Linked DNA regions of Homo sapiens: region 1 is linked to region 2. A link is a loop called in an ENCODE intact Hi-C map of the cell type or tissue named here. Cell type or tissue: stomach. All regions are shown on one strand. Links, peaks and the distances in the headings refer to the core of each region. The heading gives the core; the rest is flanking DNA.

What was found. A loop is a pair of places that touch in the nucleus more often than their neighbours do. Peaks named below come from ENCODE experiments on the same cell type or tissue, not always from the same donor. Only the 100,000 strongest peaks of a DNase experiment are listed, where the experiment ranks them.
Region 1: a loop joins it to region 2, with 2.4 times the contacts of the local background. A loop is called at or near these places in 75 of 110 quality-filtered maps.

Annotation. Positions count from the first base shown.
Region 1 is chr11:128,643,570-128,646,472 of GRCh38, reverse strand. No RefSeq gene overlaps it. Among named protein-coding and RNA genes, the nearest start is that of FLI1, 49 kb to the left of the region's middle. In stomach, for the core only: no CTCF peak of the experiment used is centred there; no DNase peak of the experiment used is centred there.
Region 2 is chr11:128,822,777-128,825,679 of GRCh38, reverse strand. No RefSeq gene overlaps it. Among named protein-coding and RNA genes, the nearest start is that of KCNJ1, 43 kb to the left of the region's middle. In stomach, for the core only: no CTCF peak of the experiment used is centred there; a DNase peak (open chromatin) is centred at 1,249; H3K4me3 peaks cover 651 bases; H3K27ac peaks cover 805 bases; H3K27me3 peaks cover 2,500 bases.

The sequences.
Region 1 (2,903 bases), core at 180-2,679, 180 kb after region 2:
GCTATTGTCTGCCTGAAATGTGAGGTATTTAAAGAAATAGCAGTCAGGGTGGGGTGGGGGACTTATTCATCTAGACAATTGTCTCGGTGTTCCTCTTTGTGGCAGCAGGAGCAACCACAGCCTCCAGAGTGCCCATTCCTGTTGGTCCGCCATGCTCTATGTTCTGAGAATCCTTTAGTGTTCCTTTTGTCTTAGCTCATGCCCAACCAAGGACCATCTCTGGGCTTACAGAGTGTTAATTTATCTTCTGAAACATATCTTCCTCTTTAGAGACTTCCTTGCAAGTTTCCTGTTTCCATGAGCACTGACAGATCCTGTAAAGACTTTCGGCTCATGGATTAAGCATGTGCGAGAGAGGAGACAAATTGCACTGAACACTCCCAAAGGATTTCTTTTCCCCCCTTTCTTTTCTTGCTTCCTTCCTTCTTTTTCCTTATCTCTCTGCTCCATTCCCCACTTGCCCCATATCCCCAGACTTCCTCTGTAGATTCCAAATAAAGATTTCGGAGACTTTAAGGGCCTGTATTAGGCAGCGACCCTCATGGGTCTACTTTAGCTTTGGATAAAGCAGTTATTTGGTGTGATTATACAAACAGTATAAAATCCATGGGTAATTAAAGAGGTCCAGAATCTCCCTTTCGCCCTGCAAAATATATCCCCTGGCAGAGGAATCCACATCTTATAACTCTCACTCATTAGGGTTAAGGCAATAAAAACTTTGCTGAAATTTCAAATGTTAAATGAGAGGGGATAAGTAATACTCAGCAGTACTACAGTGTGAATTAGCTTCTCTGCCATCCCCCTCACACCCTCTCCCTTCAAGAGTCATGAAGGCATGAGACCTAGGACCTGTAATTTTTATAGGATCTAAGGGATTTGAAGAAAAGAGGAATATTATCTGAGGGATGGAGGCGGATGGAGTACTGACAGTGGAGGTTTTCTTTTGACGTGAGCTTTGAACATCTGGAAATGGAACAAAAGACATCAGCAAAGAGGTGGTAGGTACAGAAAGGTGACCTTTATAATCTTATATAAAGAAAGTTGTGCATCAGAACTCCAGTTCTCTCCCTTCCTTTCCCTCCCTCCTTCCTTTTTTCTCTTTCTCTCTCTCCTCTCTCTCTCTCTCTCCATCCATTCGTCTATTTATTTAACAAGAAGGAGTGTGAGTGCCTATCACAGCCAAGCAATGCTATTTCTACATTCTGAGCATTCGCAGATGAACTTGTATGAATCTTGCCCAGAAAGAGCTCCATGCAGTGGGAAGGACTGAACAAACAGAATCACAATGTACAGTAAAAAGCGTCATGAGAGTTAGAGACACATCAAACCCTTCCTGGTGACAGTTTCACAGGACATTTGGGCAGAGTTTAAAGGGCGAATCAAGATTTTTCAGGTGAACATGGTGGGCCAGGTATTCCAGCCAAAGCTGGATGACAGCATGGTATAGGCCAGGAAGGGAAAGTAGCTCGCCTGCGTGTGCTAGAGAAATGGCATAAGGCCTCTGTGTGCAGCGCTTAGGGGTCCAGCCACTGCTCTAGGGCAGGGAGCCATTGAAGGGGTTAAAGCAGAAAGCCCAGGATGAAACTCAGAAAACATCTCCATTGTGTGGAAATCAGATCAAAAGTACTCATAGTTTTCTCCTAAATGCATGTCATAAAATTGAAGGATGAAGAAATGAAAAGGAGGATGTGAAAGCCAAGAGTACTGAGGAGGTAAGCAAGTCCTAAGGGAGTTCTGGACTTCCTTTTAAGTGGGCATTTTGAGAGAATGGGAAGCTTGTTGAGAATCCCCTCATTCCAGACTGTGACTGTGTCAACACAGAGATCAAACAAAGTGAAAATATGACAAATAGAAGAGACATATTCACCACAGTAATTAAAACCAAAATCCAGTAATTCAGGTTTTATTTCCTTGGTTTTTCCTGCTAGGCTTTTGACAATAATTAAATTAAGTGCGATCTGCAGAAGCCTCCCTTCTGCATGGACTGCTGGGACCCATCTTTGCCTCCTTGGGATTCATCCTTTGTAAGACAATGGGAAGAAAAGGAGGCTTACAGAATCTCCCTGTCCAGTGGTCAGTGCTAGGGGCCAAGAAGGGAACATGGGAGGGGGTGCAGGGACTAATCTGTGTCTCTTTTTATCACTTCCCTTAAAAAAATCAGACTTCTTACAAGAGAACCCCGGCTGGCCTTTCTTAAGCCCACATGAAGCATGTGGAAAATGGCCCACATGTGCCATTTTCCTGAGTTAGCAAGCTGGCCTGGCTTCTCTTGGGTCCTCCAGAGCAGCCCTGGCAAGGAGGGAATGGAAAAATCATCCAGAGAGAAGAGGAGGGGAAAAAGCAAACGGAATTCTGGTCAGTGGCTCCTGTTGCTTTTGGCGCCCCAGGAGTGAGATTCCCTGGCTGCCTGCGGCCTCTCAGATGGGCAGGAAGGCGGAGTGCTGGGACATTCAGTGGCCCTCTCAGCTTCTTAGTCCCTGCTAAGCTTTGTTATTTATTTGCTTTTACATTTCAGTGGCTTCTAATTCATGGAAACAGGTGGGGAGAGAGGGAAAGGAAAGCGCAGCAGCTTAGATGTGGCCTAGAGGACTCTGAGAATGACACACTTTCCCCTGTGGTTGAGTGGTGGAGGGATTGGACATTGCAGTCAGAGTGCCTGGCCACTGGGCGGTGCCTCCTGGTGTGGTCGGAGGTAAGCAGTCGCTTTTCTGTAGTCTAGGCCTATAGAGGAGGGCCAGTAGGCTGCCCCAGGGCCGATTTGCTAAACAGAAAACCCAGAAACGATGGACCCAAGATGTATTACGATGTTTGGCACATGGTAGGCAGTCAATAAATGCTTGAGTTTGGTGACAGTGTAGATTCTAGAGCCCAAGCTGATGGGAGTTCAGGCTCTCACAATGCAG
Region 2 (2,903 bases), core at 159-2,658:
GAGTTTGTGATTTGTAGCCCAGCGGGGGAAGCCGGGTCCTGTGTATGACACAAGGTCCTGGTAGCTGTAGTTCTTTGTCCATCCCTCTCCCACTCCATCAGCCCAGCTGCTCAGCTCTCCGGTGATCCGCACTTGGCAGGAACGGTTTACTCCACATTCTTTGTTTCCCCCTCTCCCTTCTTTCTGACCCCAGCTTTTCCTGTCTGCCTTCTAGAGCCACCGGAATTAGGCCTTCCTGCTCCCTCCTTCTCAGCCTCTAGCCCTCCACACCGGGCCCTGGACAATCCACTCTGGCTGGGGGCGGGGGCACGGTGGCTCCCCAAAGCCTCTAGTCTCCACACTAACAGAGAAGGGGATCCCACTCTCTCCATAGATCCCCCACCCCGCCACTCCGCCATCCACCAGTGGCTCCAGAGAGGTGAGGGTGGGATCTCCAGGGGCAGGAGGAGACCTCTCAGAGGCTCCGGCTCCCGCGGGATGCCGCCCACGAGCACCCTCGAGGGGAAGGTCTGTGCTCCCCCTGGGCACAAAGCAGGGAGAAAAGAATGGAAGAAGGGGACTCCAGTGGGGGTCCAAGTTTCAGCTGCCTCCTACCCCCAGGTCTTACACCGAATTACCATCATCTTTTCAGGAAAACCAAATTGTTACTGCCGGGTCACGAGATCCCTGGACCGCGGAGGCACCCACTGCCAAGATGGATTCCTGTCGCCCCAGCCAGGCAGGCACACAGCCTGGCGTCCTCCCTCCAACCCCGCGGTGCCCCTGTTCTCCCCAGCCCTCGGCCCCCTGTGGCTCCCAGCACCCTCGGCCACCCCCACCCGAGCTGCCCCCTGCGTCCCCCAACATTCCCTCGCCCAAGGCTGCCCCCAACCCCCAAGCTGCTCCCCGCGCCCTCGGCCACCCCCACCCGGCTGCTCCCGAGCTGTCCCCTGTATCCCCCGGCCCCCAACGCCCTCGGCCACCCCCCACCCGGAGCTGCCCCCTGAGTTCCCCCCACCTCCCTGTGCCCAAGGCTGCCCCCCACCCGGAGCTGCTCCCGGAGTACCCCGCCCCGCGCGCTCTCGGCTGCCCCTCACCCTTGAGCTGCTACCCGCGTACCCCGCCCCCCGCGCCCTCGGCTGCCCCCCACCCCCAGGGCTGAGCCCGAGCCGGCTCCGGCTGTCTGCGCGCAGCGCTCCAAGGCAGCGGGGTGAATGGACGGCATCCAGCCTGGCCGGCAGCTTGAAAATAAAAATAAAACAGAGGGAAAAGAAATAAATAATAAGGAGCGCGCCAGAAAGCCAAAGAAAATACAATCCCAAGCTCCGAGCAGGCTTCAAGCCTGCAGCCGGCCCTGGGCCGCAAGCCTCCGGCGTCGGAGCCACCGGGCCCCTGCTCCCCGCCCGCGCGCGTCCCTGTCCTCGCCGGGGAAACACAATCCGAGCTCGCGTAGCTCCTGGGCCGAGGGGGCCAGAGAGGGCCGAGGACGCCCCCGCCCGCAACAGGGACCGGCTTGTTCTTTGTAATGGCAAATATTTATTTTGGTTCAAGTGGAACCCTTTCCACAAAGACCACTTGGTTGTAATCAATAACACCTATTTTCAGATAATCTGCCCTCTCTGGGCAGAGCCCACGGAACTCACCCAAACAGAGATCTTTTCAAAGGGAATTTTAAATGGGCTGGATTCACAGACGGCTGGAGGAGGGGCCTGGCGGGGGGTGGGAGGCGGCGGGCAGGGGGAGATGAACCTGGGTGGTCAGGCCGGAGCTGGGCCGAGGCGCTGCCAGGTGGACGTCTCCACCCTGGGTGGGGTGGGGGGGTCTTCCAGGAACCTTTCTCAAAATAAAACAAATCGAAAACCTTTCTTTGGTTGGCCAAATGTTGCTGCAGAGGTAGACTTCTAGAAACTCCCAAACCGCTTCCCTTTTCCTCCCAGAGAGCTTCTACGTTGTCATAGGCGGACTCCATTGCAGGATGAGGCATCCCAGACTGCCCTAGCCCTCCAGTCCCGGAGTTGCTGAGAGGCCGTGTCCCTTACTTGTAAAGTGGGGACCGAACGTGTCCTTGTCACAGGAGAGCTGTTCATTTGAGAATGTATCTGAGCACAGGCAGCGGGCGGGCGTCCTTCTAGGTGCTGGGATCACCAGGGAAGAAAACCAGAGCGGTGCCCTCGTGGAGCCTCCTTCCAGTGGAGAGAGACAGACATTAAGCCAGTGGGTACGATGGGCAGTGACGAATGTTACAGGAAAGAAAGGCCTTGGAAACTGTGAAGGGCTTTGTGCTTCAGCTCTGTGGTGGAGGCAGCTCTCTGCCGGGGTCGTCTGTCTCCCGTGGAGCAGGCAGAAAAGGCCAAGAGTCAGAAGGTGCTGCTAGTGCCAAACATCTCAGGGGTGGAGCCGGCAGGCCAGGTTCCAAGTCCACCTGCTAGTGTCCTTTCAGAACCTCGGAATCCTCAACTATGAACTGGGATGGGCAATACCCACCTCATTGGGCTGTTACGAGGGTTAAATGAAAATCGATAGTACTTGGTGTTAGTTCCTAAAGGCCGCCTTTCAGCCTAGGCCCAGTGGCGATGTAGCATCCTTCTCTAAGATGACATTGGCTGACTTTCCATAACATAAGATTTCTGGGTGAAGCATGGATACCTGTAAGTCCTGGACAGTGGGGCCACTCTGGGGAGATGCTGTCCTAGGTGGCCTCTCACTCGGTGCTGTCCTGATTTTGGCCATAGGGGTGGCCTAGGCTGGCCCATTAGGGTACCTCACTGGCAGTAACTCTCTAGGCAAACCAGATCTTCCCGCTCAAACATTTTAACTGGGAAATACGGAGAGATTGAGGCAAGATGATAGTGAGATGAACCACCAGTGGCAAGCTGTGAGAAGGGACCTTAGTCATGGGAACCCAGGAACACCTGCCACTTTGG